2 separate regions of the Mus musculus genome follow, and region 2 is linked to region 1. A link is a loop called in an ENCODE intact Hi-C map of the cell type or tissue named here. Cell type or tissue: left cerebral cortex. All regions are shown on one strand. Links, peaks and the distances in the headings refer to the core of each region. The heading gives the core; the rest is flanking DNA.

The links. A loop is a pair of places that touch in the nucleus more often than their neighbours do. Peaks named below come from ENCODE experiments on the same cell type or tissue, not always from the same donor. Only the 100,000 strongest peaks of a DNase experiment are listed, where the experiment ranks them.
Region 2: a loop joins it to region 1, with 2.1 times the contacts of the local background. A loop is called at or near these places in 2 of 42 quality-filtered maps.

Annotation. Positions count from the first base shown.
Region 1 is chr14:102,177,409-102,187,195 of GRCm38, forward strand. Gm41232 (a long non-coding RNA gene) reads left to right here. Exons shown (of 3, transcript XR_874905.1): 2 at 2,947-3,367; 3 at 8,216-8,319. Among named protein-coding and RNA genes, the nearest start is that of Gm41232, 7.9 kb to the left of the region's middle. In left cerebral cortex, for the core only: a CTCF peak has its summit at 4,038 (motif pointing right); a DNase peak (open chromatin) is centred at 4,042.
Region 2 is chr14:102,791,591-102,801,377 of GRCm38, forward strand. Gm41234 (a long non-coding RNA gene) reads right to left here and starts at 3,354. Exons shown (of 2, transcript XR_874909.1): 1 at 3,178-3,354. In left cerebral cortex, for the core only: a CTCF peak has its summit at 3,493 (motif pointing right); DNase peaks (open chromatin) are centred at 3,490 and 4,285.

The DNA of each region.
Region 1 (9,787 bases), core at 2,808-5,307:
CAGAGCTATGATTTTTTCTCTTAGGACTGCTTTCACTGTGTCCAATAAGTTTGGATATGTTGTGTCTTTATTTTCATTAAACTCTAAAAAGTCTTTCATTTCTTTCTTTATTTCTTCCTTGACTAAGGTATCATTGAGTAGAGTGTTGTTCAGCTTCCACGTGTATGTGGGTTTTCTATTGTTTATTTTGTTATTGAAGATCAGCCTTAGTTCATGATGATCTGATAGGATGCATGGGATTTTTTCGATCTTCTTGTACCTGTTGAGGCCTGTTTGGTGACTGATTATATGGTCAGTTTTGGAGATGATACCATGAGGTGCTGAGAAGAAGGTATATTCTTTTGTTTTAGGATAAAATATTCTATAGATATCTGTTAAACCCATTTGTTTCATAACTTCTGTTAGTTTCACTGTGTCTCTATTTAGTTTCTGTTTCCATGATCTGTCCATTGCTGAGAGTGGGGTGTTCAAGTCTCCCACTATTATTGTGTGGGGTGCAATGTGTGCTTTGAGCATTACTAAAGTTTCTTTTTATAAATGTGGGTGCCTTTGCATTTGGAGCACAGATACTCAGAATAGAGTTCTTCTTGGTAGATTTTTCCTTTGATGAGTGTAAAGTGTCCTTCCTTATCTTTTTTGAAAACTTTAGGTTAGAAGTTGATTTTATTCAACATTAGAATGGCTACTCCAGCTTGTTTCTTGGGCCCATTTGTTTGGAGAATTGTTTTCCAGCCTTTTACTCGAGTGTCTGTCTTTGAAACTGACGTGGGTTTCCTGTATACAGCAAAATGTTGGGTCCTGATTATGTATCCAGTCTGTTAGTCTATGTCTTTTTATTTGGGAATTGAGTCCATTGATATTAAGAGATATTAACGAAAAAGATTTTTGCTTCCTGTTGTTTTTGTTGTTAGAGGTGGAAATTTTTTTTTGTTTGTTTGTTAAAAGAAGACCATTTTCTTGCTTTTTCTAGGGTGTAGTTTCCCTCCTTGTGTTGGAGTTTTCTATTTATTATCCTTTGAAGGGCTGGATTTGTGGAGAAATATTGTGTAGATTTGTTTTTGTCATGGAATATCTTGGTTTCTCCATGTATGGTTATTGAGAGTTTTGCTGGGTATAGTAGCCTGGGCTGGCATTTGTGTTCTCTTAGGGTCTGTGTGACATCTGCCCAGGATCTTCTGGATTTCATAGTTTCTGGTGAGAAGTCTGATATGATTCTTATAAGTCTGCCTTTATATCTTACTTGACTTTTTCCCTTTACTGCTTTTAATATTCTTTCTTTGTTTTGTGCATTTAGTGTTTTGATTATTATGTTACAGGAGAAATGTCTTTTCTGATCCAATCTCTTTGGTGTTTGTAGGCTTCTTGTATGTTCATGGGCATCTCTTTCTTTAGGTTAGGGAAGTTTTCTTCTATACTTTCCTAGGTTTTATATCTCTAGAGTTGTCTCCCTTTGTGATTTCTTTATTGTTTCTACTTCCGTTTTTAGATCCTGGATAGATTTGTTCAATTCTTTCATTTGTTTGGTCGTGTTTTCCTGCATTTCTTTAAGTGATTTTTGTGTTTCCTCTGTAAAGGCTTCTACCTGTTTACCTGTGTTCTCTTGTAACTCTTTAAAGGACTTTTGTGTTTTCTCTTAAAGACTTCTACCTGTTTACCTGTATTCTTCTGTAATTCTTTAAGGGATTTATTTATGTCCTTCTTAAAATCCTCTATCCGCAACATGAAAAATTCTTAGGCAAATGGTTGGAACTAGAAAATATCATCCTGAGTGAGGTAACCCAATCACAAAAGAACACAGGTGGTATGCACTCAGTGATAAGTGGATATTAGGCCACAAGCTTGGTATACCCAAGATACAATTCACAAACCACATGAAACTCAAGAAGAAGAAAGAGCAAAGTATGGATACTTCAATCCTTCTTAGAAGGGGAAGCAAAATAACTATGGAAGGAGTTACAGAGACAAAGTGTGGAGCAGAGACTGAAAGAATGACCATCCAGAGACTGTCCCACCTGGGGATCCATCCCATAGACAACCACCAAACCCAGACACATTTGTGAATGCCAACAGGTGTTTGCTGTCAGAAGCCTGTTATAACTGTATCCTGAGAGGCTCCACCAATGCCTGACAAATACAGAGGTGGATGCTTACAGCCTACCTTTGGATTGAGCACAGGGTCCACAATGAAGGAGCTAGAGAAACGACCCACAGAGCTAAAGGGGTTTGCAGTCCCATAGGAAGAACAACAATACGAACTAACCAGTACCCACCCCCACCCCCCACCCCGAGCTCTCAGGGACTAAATCACCAACCAAAGAGTACACATGCAAGGACTCCAGCTGCATATGTAGCAGAGTATAGCGTAGTTGATCATCAATGGGAGGAGAGGCCCTTGGTCCTGTGAACGCTGTATGCCCCAGTGTAGGGGGGTGCCAGGGCCAGGAAGCAGGAGTGGGTGGGTTAGTGAGCAGGGGGAGAGGGAGGGGATAGGGGGTTTTTGGAGGGAATACCAGGAAAGGGGATAATATTTGAGATGTAAATAAAGAACATATCTAATAAAAATTATAAATAATTAACACATATTTATATATTATACAATCTTTTATATATTATTTCATATATATGAAATTCATATATTATAAATATATAATATATATTATCATGTACAACTATATATATATAATGCTACAATAGACATGGAAATATATATATTCAAATTTTCTTTGAGTTTTCTTAAAAAGCTTTTTAAACATTTTGCTAATTCTTTCTTCTATTTGATCTATTCTGGTTTTGATGACATCATTAGATTTCTTTTTTTGTTTTTTGTTTTTTCAGCTTAATGTTTATGTTTAAATTTTAAAAGTTCATCTGATATCTCTGTTGTTTCTCTGGTGGTTAAATATTTTATATCTGTCTCCTCAAAACTTATGATATTCTCTTTACCAGCTATACAATTGATAGAGGATTGGTGTCTTGCTCACTTGTTCTTCCCTCACCAGAGATGAGGATTGCAGTAGATGGAATCTGACACAGAGACTCACAACTGAACAATGTTCAGAGAGTGAAAGAATTTGGAGCACTCAGTCCTAAATGGGATGCTGGCTTTCTCAAACCTCTTTCCTCAAGGCCCATGATCGTGTGCAGAGAAACAGGCAGAAAGATTATAAGAGCAAGAGGTGCTGATGACTTCAAAAAGCAGCATCTTCCAGACAGGATAGGAATGAAACACTCACGAATCCACAGAGACTGACAGCATGCAAGAGACCTGCAAAGGTTTAAGCTAGACAAGATACCATCCCTGAGGAAGGGAAGTGGATACTCTTAATCAAGAAGCTATTTGTAATTGAATCCTACTGCGAAAAGGAAGGTCAGTTTCTCCAGGGGAATGTCATGGGGTACATCAAGTATACCAAAGTATTCGAATACAGATTCTCTCTCTCTCTCTCTCTCTCTCTCTCTCTCTCTCTCTCTCTCTCTCTCTCTCTGTGTGTGTGTGTGTGTATGAGAGAGAGAGAGAGAGAGAGAGTTGGAGGGCTTTTTATTTGGTTTGGTTTTGGTGTTCTTGGTCTTATTGGGTTTTGTTGTTGTTGCTTGTTTGTTTGGATTTTCATTTTCATTTTTTTTCTTTCTGTTTTTGTTGTATTGAAGAAATGGGGATGGTAAGAGAATAAATAGGAACATAATATGTTGTGGACAGGAAGATAGAAAGTGTATGGGAGGAGAGGAGGAAGGACCACGCTATGGTCAAAATATAGTGTATGAACAAAATTTTAAATTAAGAGAAAACAAAAAGAGCTGCTTACACTCTCCATCTATGAGTTTACTCATATTGGTTACTGTAAAATTAGCTCCTGGTTTGTTACGTTGAATGTCAGGTGATATTGTGTTGGACTTGATGCTTATTAGTGTAGAATATCTGGACACATCATGGACAATTTTAGCATTCTGGCTTTCTTTGTCAGTCTTTCTAGAAATTGCAAGTAGACTCAGATTTTTTTTCCTGATTTCTCTGAATCCCCAGGTCTTTTGCCATTTGAACACTAGATGGTACTCTAAATCCAGGCTCTCTCTTCAGGAGACTTAAGTGTGCTATTGCTGTTTCAACACTAGTTGCCATCCAAGCTCAGATTTGTCCGAAATTCACAGTTGATTTGCTGTTAAGCATAAAACAGGTGTATATTGGAAAGGGTAGCCTCTCTCTACAAGATGTCATTTGTCCAGTAAGCCCAAAAGCTCTCTCCTCCACTCACCTACGATTAGCTACCCACTGGGCATTTCTGTTTAGGGACAGAGAAAGAAGCAAAACCATTGGGATTTCATCATTTGACTTAATTTGATTCAATTTTCTTCTGTCAAGAAAGACCCTTACTACCTCTGTGTTGTGATGCCTGGGGGTGGAGGAGGACTGAGGTGGGCAGTGATGGTGACCACCAGTGATGTATTACTATGTCACATCTCTAGTCCATGGCCTGATGAGATTAGCATAGCACTGGGGTAAGCCGAAGGCCCACCGAACTGTGAGCTGCTCACTGCTCCATACATTCAAGGTTTAAAACCCTTAGATCAGCCACAAGTGATACTTACTGAGATTTAATAGACTATAAGAACCTCACTTCTCCTAATGTCATTGGAGCTATTCAATGCCTCTATCTACTGGCATTATTCCAGACATGGGGTCCTTATGACTGAATACTATCCTTTTCCTTTCTTATGCAGCCTGTGTCTGAGCTGTGCTTTGTTGCTAAATCTAAGTGCATTTAGGCCCCACTGCAACTGACAGTGATGAAGGCCTAACTAGGAGCCTATCCCACTGTGGTCTAGTTTCTACCCTGGTGCTGGGTAAGATCTGGAGGTTTTGATTGTGAGAACTAGCCTTGGGATAATTGTATTGCTCCAAGCTGGAGAACAGATGGTAAGGGCAGCCCTTATAGAACAAGGCAGAGACTAGACAGGTTTTTATCTGAGACACATAGCTTCAGGGATCTCTGGATTCCAGAGTGAACGATGCCATCTACTCACTCCAAGGCTGGCATTAATGCAAGAAAAGTACCAGTTAGTCTGACCAGACACATATGTCTACCTGGCTCCAGAGCATGTTTAGAGGCTTCATTTGTGACTTCTGGTTTGGGAAAGGAACTCTTGTTTCTACTCAAACTTGTGTCTCTCTATGGCAGGCCCAACACTGGTCTCCAAGGCAAAATCCTGTGCTAAGTGCCATGCATAGACTTCTCCAATGGAAAGATAGGGGAAGGGTGAATATTCCCTTGCTACTAGTTTAGCAGTTTCTGAGGGTCAAACCATAGGTACTGACAGGTTGAGAGGGATTCTGAAGCTCCTACTGACTCTGGATTACACTAGATTATATCCATGCATTTCAAGTCTGAAGTCTTCTAGGTCTTTTGCCTCTACCAAGTTCAAGGCCTCTCTCTCCAAGCTTCACTGGCTTAGTGCTGAACAAGTAGATCAGACAATGCCACTCCTTTTTAATATACCTTTTCTTACACTGGTACATTAATGCCATATATCCTGGTCCTTCATCTGGCATTCTTTTAACTCTCGGTATGGTCACTTGCGAATAGATGTTAGAATTGCTGTGTCTGTGATATCCATCCTATTACTACTATTTGGAGATTAGAAAACATGGCATGTCACGCATATTTCCCATTAGTAAATCTTTGTTGTTGTTGTTTGCACACTGCTAATGGATCTTGGAATATACATCTTTTAAAATTATATTTATTTATGTGTGTGTGTGTGTGTGTGTGTGTGTGTGTGTGGTACCATTCACATATGTGGAAATTAAAGGACAATTTGGGGTAGGATCAGCTTTCTCCTTCTACCATGTGTGTCCCCAAGAATTGAATGCTGATCATCATGTTTGTCAACATGTGACCTTACCCACTGATCCCCCATCTATTTATATATACCTTTATGAGTTTCAGTATTCTATGTGTAAGCAGAGACAAAAGGTTTTGAGTTAATGTTTTCATGTTCACTGTATGTTTAGAGTGATAACTGGACCATGAAAACAAAAGATCTCCTAGTCTAGCACATATCCACTGGGTAAAATAGAGAACACACACACACAAACATACATACACACATGCACAAACACACACACACACACACACACACACACACACACACACACACATTTTACATTAGGAACTGGCTTGGAGTCATTCACTTTAGTCATTCACTAGTTTGTAGTTTGATGTGACACTTCTTAAATAAATAGAAAGTGATACCAATGCCACTGTCAGTTTTCTTTCCATTGATGTGGGAGGCACAGACATCCTTGTGCTCACCGATAAGCATAAGCAGAACTATAATGTTAAACACATGAGATTGTCTCTTCAAAGAGAGAGATGTATAATCTGTTTTCCATTCTGAAGGCTGAGTGTGGGAATGGTAGTGATTTATAGCATGGGGACCTCTGTGTGGCAGAGACCACATCATATCCTGCCTAAGACTTTTATCATGAACTTTTTTCTTTCTATAATCAATCTATAGATCCCATTCTTATGGAAGATGTTATATGCACATTACAAGTAGTTTTAATGTAGTCATGTCTTAAGCTTCATTGCACACATGGGATTGAGTTAATTATCACCAGGAAAACTTTTTTTTAACCAAACTGTGCTGTGCTTAAATTGGCCTAAAATAAACTACTTAAGGTCATACTTTTGAAGTGTGAACCAGTACCAACTACTGAGTTGTGTTGAACTCGACTACATTCTTATCTCCCACAGATCATTACTCTGTGGCCTTGGTGATCACAGAGACCCCTCAACATTGATAGGGCTAAATCTGACTAGAAATATATTTATTTAAGAAAATGCCAGTTTCTGTATCAATGTGTCTTCCTATAAATTAATAGAGGGAAAATAAGAAACAAATGAAATTATATATGTAAAAGATTTTTTCCCTGTAGTTCAAAAGGAAAAAGCCCACAATTTCCTGTCAGTCAATCGAAATCAACATTACTACAGTGTTTAGGATACACAGGAGCTATAAAAAGTTGTCAGCAACACTGGAAAATAGGAAAGCCTACTTCAATGACATATGAATAAAGAGTTATATAAAGATAAGCTGAAATGAAAATATGCTATTTAAAAGGAGAAGAATGTGATAAGGAAGAATCAAACAGGAAACCAATTTACATTTTTAACGGTCCAAAAAAAAAAAAAAAGAAAAAAAAAGAAAAAGAAAAAAACAAAAACCAAAAACTTGTAAAGCTGTTATCATACTAAAAGAATAGGAAAAATGGAACCTGAAAATAAAACACTGTAGTCCTGGGAAGGGTGAAGTGGGAGGAGGAACAGGAACATTTGAATAGAAAGAGACAGTTAAAAGAGTCTGAGGAATCAGACTTTCCTATTACTAGAGGCAGAGTAAAGACATAGCTGCAGGCCTTTGAGAAAATGAGCCACAGTGGAAAATGAGCCAAGCCACACTTGACTCATTCAAGTCATCTTCCATTGGAGGGAGCGACAGAAATGAATTCAGTTTCATAAATGCTCACTAAGAGTATCCCCACCCTCCTTTCCTTTGTTTAATACCTAGGCCATATGACTGAGAAGTGAGACACATCTAAGAATACAAGGACAGTGAAGGTCTTAGATTTATTAAAACTCATTAATATTAATAGCAGTTAAGCTTTATTAGGTAATCATTTTCTCCCAGTGTTTGATGGGAATTATCTTAACTCACCTCTCTTCATTACAATGAATACGCTGAGACTTGAAGGTATTAAACATTTTCTCAAAGGTTTTTTTCATTTTAATGTCATTTATCATCATATACTAATTATATGTAATAATAATTCACTATGACATTTTCATACATACTCTTCAAGATTTTATAGCTAATAAACGTCGTGATGGAATTTAAACTTGTAGTTTCCTAATTATACTAATTGTTTTCCTTGCTAGCTTTAAAACATATTAAATTTAGATGTGTTAATTGTAGAGTGTTGTCAAATCCTGGTAGAAGTGGTTTTCTTTTATATTGACTGGTTTGTTAGGGAGATGGTTGCCTTCATTGCATAATTCATGTAGTGTCTGTTGAAATAGGCCTTGTCTTATAGCTAGCAAAGGAAGGACTATGGTTTCTAGCACTGATTGATCATAGTTAATGTGTGCATGACACTTGGCAGGTACTAGATTCTTTTCCAAGCAGTTCATACACATTAGCATCCTTTTCTATTTTGTAGGTGACACACAAATTACCGGAGATCCAGTACCTCATGAAGGTCATTTGACCCCCAATGACAGAACATGGATTTGGCATTAACGTCTGTGTTTCCAGTAAAATGATCAGAACACTAAGAGATATTTTTCCCTTTACAAATTTGGAATTGTGAAGCCAAAAAATTTACTGTTTTGTAAGAACTTGAGAACTTATTATATTTTAAGATATTATGTTGAAAATCAATGTCATTGATTTGTCCCTTAAGAAAATAATAATCTATCTAGACAAGGAAGTATTGTGTCTTATGAAGCAATATATATATGTGTGTGTGTGTGTGTGTATTCATCAAGCATATAACTATATCAAATATCATTTTTTATGAAAATACAAAAGATGGTGTCAACATGTAGGAAGAGACAAATGCATTACAATGTTGAGATATATCTACACAAGTAGTTCTGTATGTTTTCTTTTTCTTGTTTGTGTTTTTCAAATTTAATAACTTATCCTCCAAATTACTATGAAGTTATACATGTAATATGTAAGCATCCATGAGAAACATAATGTGTAACAATATTAAAATAAGAAATAACGTTTATCCCTGAATGTTCTACCAATGAATATTTCTTAAGTTTTTTCTTTCTGATCTGTTCAATAAGTCTGTGCAAAATAGGTAATTCTCAACGAAATAGAATTGGATACCATACATGAAGTTATTCAGAGCCTGCTAATACCCTATTTGTTTCATGGGCATTCTTTTGGCTTGCTTCAACTTCTCTGTGGTTGACTCAGGTTGCAAATATGATTTATGATGTTAGAGCTCTTACTACATCCAGCTACACTGAGATATCTCAAGGGTTTATAAATTTCATACATCCAATTTAACTCTAGCCTATTTATATAATCTTTGCTATTGGGAACATGAAGGTATTTGCACACACATGGGAAACCAGAAATGTTAAGCACATAGGATTGTTATTTTAAAGAAAAGGATATACAACTTGTTTTTTCAACAAGCTGGTGGTCTGTGTTACCTGTAGGACTGGGCTATATCAAGCTTCTGTCACCAGAACCAAAGGTGATCAATAGTCTATATGAGCCTGACAATATCTGTATCCAGGGCCTCCCTCAACCTAATCTCCTATAACCAGGACCAGGAGTAGCTAACAGTTTTATGACCTCTCTGCTCTCTGTGTGACTGAAACCAGGCCAGGTCCTTCCCTGCTAATGCAGATAGACTGTCTCTACCACCCATCTTCTTGGAAGAAATGACATATACATGGAGTGTCACTGTCATCATGCTTTCGTGTGCACCAGGGAATGTATTACATCAGGGAACTTGCTTTAGAATTATACTGGGTTTACATATTCTGGTAATAAGCTTCCTGGTGTCAGACTCCCTGAAGTTTGAGCCAGTTTGATGATGTCAATCTGAAGTGAGTTTTCATCCTAACCTCACAGTTTGTTTTCCTGTCTGATGCCTGCAGGGACCCTTTCACTTTGCCTTATAAAGCCTTAGCCAGTTTTTCTCATGATGAAAATAATTGATTCAAGAAGATATTTAATGTTTCATATTTATGTTTTTAAAATACAC
Region 2 (9,787 bases), core at 2,378-4,877, 610 kb after region 1:
GGATATGGTATGTCTGTTCTGTTCAGGTAACTTTTCTATAAAGCTGAAATTATTTCTAAGGTATTCATCTATATTTTGGGACACATGATTAAAAATATAACTTGGGGTATCAACCAGTTTGGTGGCAGAACCCTTGACTCCACTTAATGGAGACGCTCCCATGAGCTGGGAAAACTGAGCAGCATGAAGAATCCCAATGAGCAAGGAAAATAGCTTGGCCAGAGCCTTGTCTCTGCAGGCTTCCAGGGTCCCAGCTCACATGGAGCCTCAGGTAGCAGTAGGGAGATGCCAAGAGAAGCAGGACAAGGGGTCTGCCAGTATCCTTTCCTAATGTGATGGATGACCCAGCTGGCTATGATGCTTACAGCAAATGCCATAGTACCACCAGGCAGCAAGGCTGGGAATTCGTTTTACTTATTTAATGGAGTAAAATCTAGATTTCATCACCTCCTTCTAATTTCTTAAGATCGATAGCATGTGATCTTTTTCAGTGTGTGGTACCTTTGAATCCAATGTTGAACCAAATGAGAAAGATAAACACAGAGCTACAGTATGAGGCAGCCAGCTTGTATAGTAGATACGGACTTCGTCCCTGTTCAGTCCCCTTCCTTCAAGAAACTCAAAACCCCTTCTAATGTGATAATCAAGGAATCTCCCTCCACCTTCCCTACTACGTGTCCCATGGAGTAAACTAGGACACAAACCCCAAATCTAGCTGCTGTGAGTGTCCATCCCTGGTTACTGAAATTGGCCAAGGGATCTTGATTGCCCTTCATACTGAGCTAATCATACTTTCTCCGTTATGTTTCATGTAAGAGCACTTGGAAAAGAAGGGTTTTCCTTTTAAATTATAGCACTTACTGTAAAGTTATTCGATACTAAAGACCATCCATGAGAAGAAACAAAATACAGAGAAAAATATCCTCATCATAAAGCAATTTACACCCCAGATGAAGGCAAATGGGGCCAGAGACATTGCTGGGACTTTGGTGGCTTTCTCCTACTTGTAATCCAAACAACCTAACATCAACCTAACATAATAAAGAAATCAATACATAAACGTAGGGTATTGGAATGAACATATATGAGGATGTGGATTGTGCTGAGAACTGATAGAGTGCTAAGTAGTTGTACTGTGTTTTCTTAAGTGGGAGGTCAGTGGTGTTTATTTTTATTTTATTTTATTTCGTAGCAGAATGGCTGGGTAAATTTTTGTTTGTGTTCTAGAACTCAACTTTGTGTCTGGAGAACCCAGGTGACAAAGCCCAACTGAGTTGACCATGTTTTCCAGTCTTCATTAACTCTCTCAGAAGCTCTACTTCAACCTGTCTCTCTGAGACCAGGAAGGCCAGGGCACATGCTACCAAATGAAAGGTATTAATTCTTCTTCTAGGAAACGTTATGCCACCACAAGCATCACCCTTCAGCTTGAAGATGGATAATACAAGGATGTGGTGGCAATACTGATTTCCTAGGTCCTTGTCACAGCCTTCTCACCATCTATTTCCCGACCTGTGAAAGCAAATTTTTTCCTGGTTTGAAGAGACATGGATAAGGATGTACCTCTACCTCAGCATCCCAGCTCAATGCCCCCAAAACAGGAGACAAGAGGAAGAAACTCCCAAACCAAGTTGGATTCCAAGACCACACTCTCCTGCAACTCTCTGGTCTGCATACAAGACCAGCTCACCACATTTCCAGAATCAAATAGGTCACTCCCTAAGATTTAAAGAAGTCTCTCAAGTTCTGCAGTCATACCCAACTGAGCCATAATCCTGGGGGCCTGAAACAAAAGGAAAGGAAGCCCAGTATCTCTCTCAGTGGCTGTTCATAACCTCTGGCAAGCTTGGGAAAAGGACCACATCCTGGCCACTGTCTCCCCCATCATCCTCCTGCCAAGCCCCAAGCTGCAGCATTCTCAGCAGCCATTAGGTATTGCATTTTGGCTTCATTTGCTTACATATCTAATCCACAATTGACCTCAAAAAAAAAATCAATAAAGGAAGAGGGTCAGCAATTAAATTGAACTCCCAACCCTCAAACCAAGAAGTTGACATTTTATTTTAAAGCCTTTAAGAAGCCATGAGAGGCTTGTCACCAGTTCCCAGCAGATTTGAGACCAAAAACACGCACATGATGTTTTGTAAAGGTAACTGGCAGCATGGTCCATCAGCCGCTTAAGACTGGAGATGAATCTAAAGATGCATAAGCAATGGCGAAAGTAAGGAAGGCTTGCGCGCATAGAGTCACCGTGAGGCTGGAGAAGCATGGGAGGATGGGAGAGCTTATGCAGAATGTGGAGGGGGTAGCCAGATAGATGCTCAGCAGAAGCTACAAGCCCTGCAAGAGACAAACATCAAGCTTTATGGGCTGTGCACGAATGCAGTCTCTTGTTTTCTTTTTGTTGGAGGGAAGCGAGAAGCAAACAGCTGGGATTTCTGCCTGAAACAGAAGGAAAGATTCAAGAATCCCTGTTTATTTTTCACTTAAAGAGGATTTGTCCTGAAAATTGTCAAGCTGTATGGATGCTCTTAAGGGATTTTAGCTAGAAAAAAAAAATACACACATCTCAAAGTGCTTTGGTTAGTGGCCACATAGAAATCTAAATCACAGTGGACACTGAGGGCCCTCTAGGTTTTCAGTTAGAAAAACAAAAAAAAAGGAAAATTGCTTCCTTTCTGAGTTCTCCATTACCAGCATGAGAATATAGTGTAAAGGAATTCTGAAGATCGCACAGACTATAGGAACACACAGACTAGAAACACTTGCACAAAACCACATTTTGTATTCATGAAGGCTAGAGGAGATGCCCAAGGGAATTTGCCATTCATCACAGCAACATCCCTCCCTTCCCCCACTGAGATCCTAGTGCATACTCATTCCTCTAAGTACAGGATGTTTCTTCCTTACTCACTATTTACTCACTAAATAGTGTCAAGTAAATGTCCTTTATATCTTAGATTGACATTATACATTAGATTGAGTTTAACAGTTGTAATCCATCTATCAGGACAATATATATGACTGGAATGAATGAAGTATTTTAGGTTGTGTGCTTCCCTTAGTTCCTGGAATATAAAGCAGTACTCACAAGCAGTAGCTATGCACAATCTCGTATATTACTGGAAACTGCTGGGTTTGACTGCTAGAACGCTGCAATGAGATTATCTTTCTTACCGGCAAGCTGCTTGGCTTCCTTGATCTTGTGTAGATCTTGTGCATGCAGGCACAGAAACCGTAAGTTCATGTGTGCACCAAAACACACATGCTTTTCAACCGATGTTTCCTGCAGATATCTGATACCTCTGGATCTTTTGATCTTTATCTCCTCTTCCATAAAGATCCCTGAACTCTCAGCCTAGAAAGGAAAGGATTCATGAAATCCCACTCACTAGCGGACTAGCTATTGCCAATCAATGGCTTCTGGAAAGAATCTAGTAGAATGTCTTCTGTGATCGAGTGGCTTAAAGGCTACCCATGCTCCAGCAGATGGCCCTATACCCATGCACATACAGAAAGCACTAAGTAGGCTTAGTGAGGGTTTTGCTGTGTTGTTTAGTTTGTGTTTTGTTTTCTTTTGTTTTGTTTTGTTTTTAGAGAATGTGAAGTTAATTGAAGTAAGCAGTAAGGAGATTGAAGAAGAACTAGAGGAGAAAGAATGGATGTAAATTTGATCAAAAACATGTTGTATGCATGTATAGGTGAAACAAATGAAGAGAGGAGATGGAAAAAACTAATGGTTAAGAGTGATTCCAGAGTTGAGATCCCAGTGCTCAAGTCAAGGGGCTCACAACTGCCTATGACTCCTGATCCTGGGGATCTCATGCCCTCCTTTATCCTGAACAGGGGCCCATGCACACATAGAAAACACAGACAGACACACATACACATAAATAAAAATAAACAAAAGCTTAAAAAATAAACTTTTTTTTTTTGGTAATCAAAGCATCCAACACGCCCTGGCTAGGTCCAACATTACTATTGATTGTGCTTATAGTTCTAACTCCTTGTAAAGAGTAAAACTTGTTTTCTCATCATCAGTGGGAAGTTGTGAGGCTCTTGTCCAGAACTGGACTGAAGCTCTTCCCCAGCTTGGCCAATTGCACTTAAACTCAGGGTATCCACCCCAGAAAGAATGCAGTTGTTTCCAAGCAGAATGAGTCGGGGATTCTAAGCAGAAAAGTTTTCATGTCTTTAAGAGGAGCAGCAAGGAGTTCCATTTTTATCACAAAATAGTGCTTGAAGCAGACCAAAACTAGAGTCTGTCCCATCTCGTTTCCTCTTCTCCATTCCCTGTAACAGTGAGAGGCAGGGAGGAACTGACAAGACAAAAAAAAAAAAATCACTTGAAATCTGGCAAAAGGCCACTTGGCTTTGTAGATTCACCAAGTAATCTTGGCCAACAGAAAATGGTCCTTAAATAACAGTATGGAACAGTCAACCCCTCTGGGATGCTCATTAAATGTTCATTAGCTGTCTGTAGAGAGTCCTAAACCCCATTGACTCATGCTGTCCTATTTGTTGCCTCTAGCTCTGTTGACTACCTCCCACCACCATCTTCTTTGGAGTCTATCTATAAATGCAGGCCACTGTTTTTGAGACTTCATATCTCCAACACTAACCATGTAATGATGAGGGTTTTTTTATTAAGTAGTTTATTGATGAAAGATATTTTCAGATAAGCCCAGAGTTACAAATGTGTAACTAACCCAGGAAATTTTTGATATAGTTGTTGAAGATGACCCAGTTTCCTGTTGTCAATGTTTTTCAGCATTTTTCTTTAATTAATCATTATATCTGCCTTGGGAAACATAAAGGATATAGCATTCATTCCATTTGGTGCAGTTTTCCCATAGGCATTCTGTAGAACGAGCTACCCCACTATATACTTTGGAAACATAAAGCTAAGGACACATAGTCCCTGTTCTTAGTTTCTATTCAAGGAAAAGGAGCAAAGCAAAAGTACATGCAACTGTAATACAAAGTAGGCAGTGAAAAGATTCTGGTTGTAGGCTAAATGGAAAATACTGAATGGATGCAACTAGGCGAACATAACTGAAAGTATATTTTAGAAAGACCATCAAACTGGCAGATGGAGAAAAGGGATCAAAAACCACAAAACCATTAGGAGAAATGCATTGCTAAAGATTCCACAAGAAACAAACACAAGAGCCAATGCAAGATGCCAATTAATAACAGACAAACATCAGATAGATAGATAGATAGATAGATAGATAGATAGATAGATAGATAGATATGATAGATAGAGATGATAGATAATTGAATAGGTAGAAAATTAGTTAGAAAGATGATTGGATAGATGATATAGATATAGAAATAGATAATAGATAGATAGATAGATAGATAGATAGATAGATAGATAGATGATAGATAATAGATGATAAGTAGCCATTATAATTATAAAGAACTGACTTGTGCCATCATTGAGGGTGATTCCCATGATTTGTGTGCAAACTGAAGAAACTATGATCCACATTTAGGAAAAGATCAGTATGTACACTCATTGTTAATGCAAAGAGAGAGAATTCCCATATGCCTTTTCATTCTATGAAAATCTCTATTTAGGTGAGATGATAACCACCTGATTCAGGTGAGATCAGATGATTTCCCTAAAATCCCTAAATCAGATGATTTAGTCTAGAGATTCAAATGCTAACTTCTTTTTGAAGTACTATCACATACACACTCAGTAATGTTAACCAGCCTAAAACCCAGTTAAGTTGACAAATAAGATTAACCATCCTGGAGACTGCTGGAATAATCTAGAAAACACAGCAGAGAGGCCTGGGTGAGGAGGTTCATATGGGGGGAGGGGGGCAGAAAATCAGTGAAGAGATTTGTATTGTGGAAAACTAATTAGCTGATGAGGGATAGCAAAGAAATATGAACAATATTCCTCTCTCTGATTGGTGGGGAGCACTGCTATTCACTGTCGGAGGGCGTAGCAGAAGTGAAAGGCATTAGGTCAGCTTGAACAGCAGAGCATGGAAGGTGGTTGGGAACCAAAGAAAACACTATAAAAGAACAAAGGAGACTCTGACAGAGAGCAGCAGCATGGCAGGCAAGGCTCATTCCTGTCTTCCAGGGCCTGGACATTCTTCAGGCAGTCCCATATTTTTCAATTCTGGGGCTCCTGACATCTGTGTCTTCAGCTATGGTCTAAGAGTAGAGTTACACCAACACGCTCCCTGATTTTGACTTTTCAACTTAGACTGTAGCAAAGGTTTTCGATGGTCAGTTTTGACATGTCTCAGCCTTCAAATCAGTGCAAGCCCATTGACCTAATAAATCCTTTAAATCAGTCAGTCCCTCACCCCATGCACACTCTGAGGCTTCACAATGGTTGTCAGCTTGGCTGGATGTAGAAGAAAACAAGAGACAAGCCACTTAGCACACCTGGAAGGCACTTTTTAAATTTTTTTATTTATTATTTTCTTTATATACATTTCAAATGCTATCCCGAAAGTTCCCTATACCCTCCCCCTGCCCTGCTCCCCTACCCACCCACTCCCACTTCTTGGCCCTGGTCTTCCCCTGTACTGGGGCATATAGAGTTTGCAAGACCAATGGGGCCTCTCTTACCAATGATGGCCAACTAGGCCACCTTCTTTTTTCATCGAGTTAAGTGACATGCCCTGAAGGAGGCCACCATCCAGTGGCAGCCCAGGTAAAAGGAGATTTTTTGACTGCTTGCCTTCATGTCTTCCTGGAACATTCATCTACCCTGACTCTGCCTGCTTCTGCTGCTGCTGATATGAGAACCCACCTTCTTCAAGATCTTAATGTGGAGTGAAAACAAGTGACCATTCAGGAATCCTCCAGGCATTCAGTACCAAACTGGGACTTCTGAGGCAACCAGCCTTACAGACAGAACAGCCTCAAGGTCAGTTCATCCAGTATAAAGATAGCCACTGTAGAACTATCCAGACTGTGTCATCAATTAAATTACTATTTAATATAAAATTTCTAAAATAAAATAGACTAAGTCTATCAGTCTAATGCTCTCTCTCTCTCTCACACACACACACACACACACACACACACACACACACATACACACACACACACACACACACACACACGCACACACACACACACACACACACACGCAGAGTATTTATTCAGTGAGTAATAAATAGACAGGCTTTCAGGCAATAGAAATAATTGAAGTAATTCTCTTGGAAAAATTAACCTGAACCATGAAGAGTCCTGGACAATAAATGGTTAACAGTGTGGTGTCTAAACAGTGTCTGGGATGTGGCAAAGACTCAAGTCTCTAGACCATATGAAGGAACTTAAGAAATGGATGCTCGCAGCCATCCATTGGACGGAGCACAGGGTCTGCAATGAAGGAGCTAGAGAAAGTACCCAAGGAGCTGAAGGGGTTTGCAGCCCCATAGGAGGAACAACAATATGAACTAACCAGTAACCCCCCCCCCCGAGCTCTCAGGGACTAACCCACCAACCAAAGAAAACACATGGCAGGAGAGTCCCTTGGTCCTGTGAAGGTTCTATGCCCCCAGTATAGGGGAATGCCAGGGCTAGGAAGCAGGAGTGGGTGGGTTGGTGAGCAGGGGGAGGGGAAAGGGAATGGGGGTTTTCAGAGGGGAAATCAGGAAAGGGGATAATATTTGAAATGTAAATAAAGAAAATATCTAATTTTAAAAGAGAAGAAGAAGAAGAAGAAGGAGGAGGAGGAGGAGGAGGAGGAGGAGGAGGAGGAGGAGGAGGAGGAACTTTGCCTGCTTTTAAGTCTGTTTTCTCTCTCCAACCCTTCTTCCTTTAGCATACTCCATGGCCTCCATAAAGATCTGGAGCAGATATCTAAGTGCAGAAAAAGAACAAATGAATGTAACATAGCATTGTTTGACTGATACCCAAAGAGCCAACCACCACTTATTCCAGTTTATCAAAAGTTATATATGATTGCTCAGTGTTGATTATGACAATGACCTGGTAAAACTACTTCAGAGGAGGAAATCAAAGGAGAAGAAGGTTAAAAAAAAAAAGAAAGAAAAGGTAAACTAAAAAAATAAAAGTAAATACTTTACAAATAAATATAAAAACCTTGAAAATTATTATTTTCTTAGTCACATATAACACTAAATAGAATTCATAATACCAATTTATATTATTTAGACAATATTAATTAGAGTTACAGTATATCAAAGTATCTGTTTTTACCAGAGGCTATTTCATTTTTGTCTTCACAAATAGCTCTTTGATACAGGAAAAAACATATTTGGAAAGATTAAGTCATTTATCGGGTGCCTCTCAGTAAATGATGGATTTAGAATTTAAGTCCAGATCTAACTTTCTGTGTGTTGTCTGCCCTTAAGCTATTTGCCTTTCTGCCCTTTGAGATGTTTGTTAAAGAAAGCTCAAAACAAGCTAGAAGGAACAGCAGAGTTTATCTTCTTTTAAGAGTAATAAACAGTGATTTTCTTGTGGCTGTACAAGCCATTATAGCAGACAGTTGTCTTTTACTGGGAGCCACAAAGAAAACCTACCAACACAAATTACAGCTCCCGATCACAGCTGAACTGTTTGCAAAGAACAAGAAGTTCTTATTGCCCTGGAAATAAAGACTGGGGGAGAGGACAGAGTGGGGAGGGAGGGACTGCCATTAACCTCACTTATTTCAAATAAGCACTTTGATGAACAAAAGCAATCAGGAAGTTAAAATAAGCCGAATTTTAATGGATGTGTATGCTTTATGCTTTGTGTGCCTTTGTTCATGTAGAAACTCACACATAATGGAAGTGGGGGCTCTGAAAAGCCAAAATTCACAGAGAGCCGAGGTCCTTCCGGTTAACTTCTAGACAACTACCCACACGATAAAGAAGGCTGTATATTGGCTTTTTCTTTAGGCTAAAGTTCCGAGGTTGGTAGGTTTATAAAGATGATTGCTAAGGTTGGTGTAATAGAGGAGCAAAGTGACTGTGTTTTTCATATTTTTACATTTTTATTTATGAATGAGGAAAGTGGATGCACATGTCAACCATCTAGGTGGAAATCAGAGGACCGACTTTAGAAGTTGACTTTCTCCTTCAGCTCTATGGATTCTGGAAATCAAACTTGGGTAGTCAGTCTCTATGACAACTACTTCTATCAACGGAGCCATCTTGTAATCCGAACGTGACTGTATTTTTAAACAGAGACTTCAATCTGCTTCACATTAGCATCTCTTTTCCTATGATGACTCATAACAGCAATGAATGATAAATGGGTTTCTTTTATGATCCATCGCAAGTAAATTTCAAACTTGATGAGAAAGGCTCACCAGAAAGAGACCTTTGAGCTGAAATAAGCACTCATGCTAATTGGGAAGGAATTAGTGGAGTGAGAAAGGACCCAAAAAGTGGGGATGTTCTGGGTCAAAGGACGGAAGAAGAGGGTAAGAGACAGAAGAAACGAGAGCAGCATGATCAGAGCAGAAAAAAACAAATTAATGTTCTCTTGTACTAAAACTTTCAGTTGTGTGTATGCACATGTGTGCATTCCTGGGGAATCAGGTAAGTGTAGGGTGGGGGTGCACACATGCATGTAGAGGTCAGAGGACAACCCAAGTTCTTAAGGTGCTATACACTTCTGTTGAGATAGAATCTCAAGCTGGCCTGAAACTTACCAGTGGCCAGTGAGTCCCAGGACCTGCCTTTCTCCTTCAGTCCTAAGATAATAAGCAAGTGTGGCATGCATTAGGTGGATTCTAGTGACCAACCCCTGGTTCTCCTACTTGCATGGCAACTGAGACTGACACATGTTC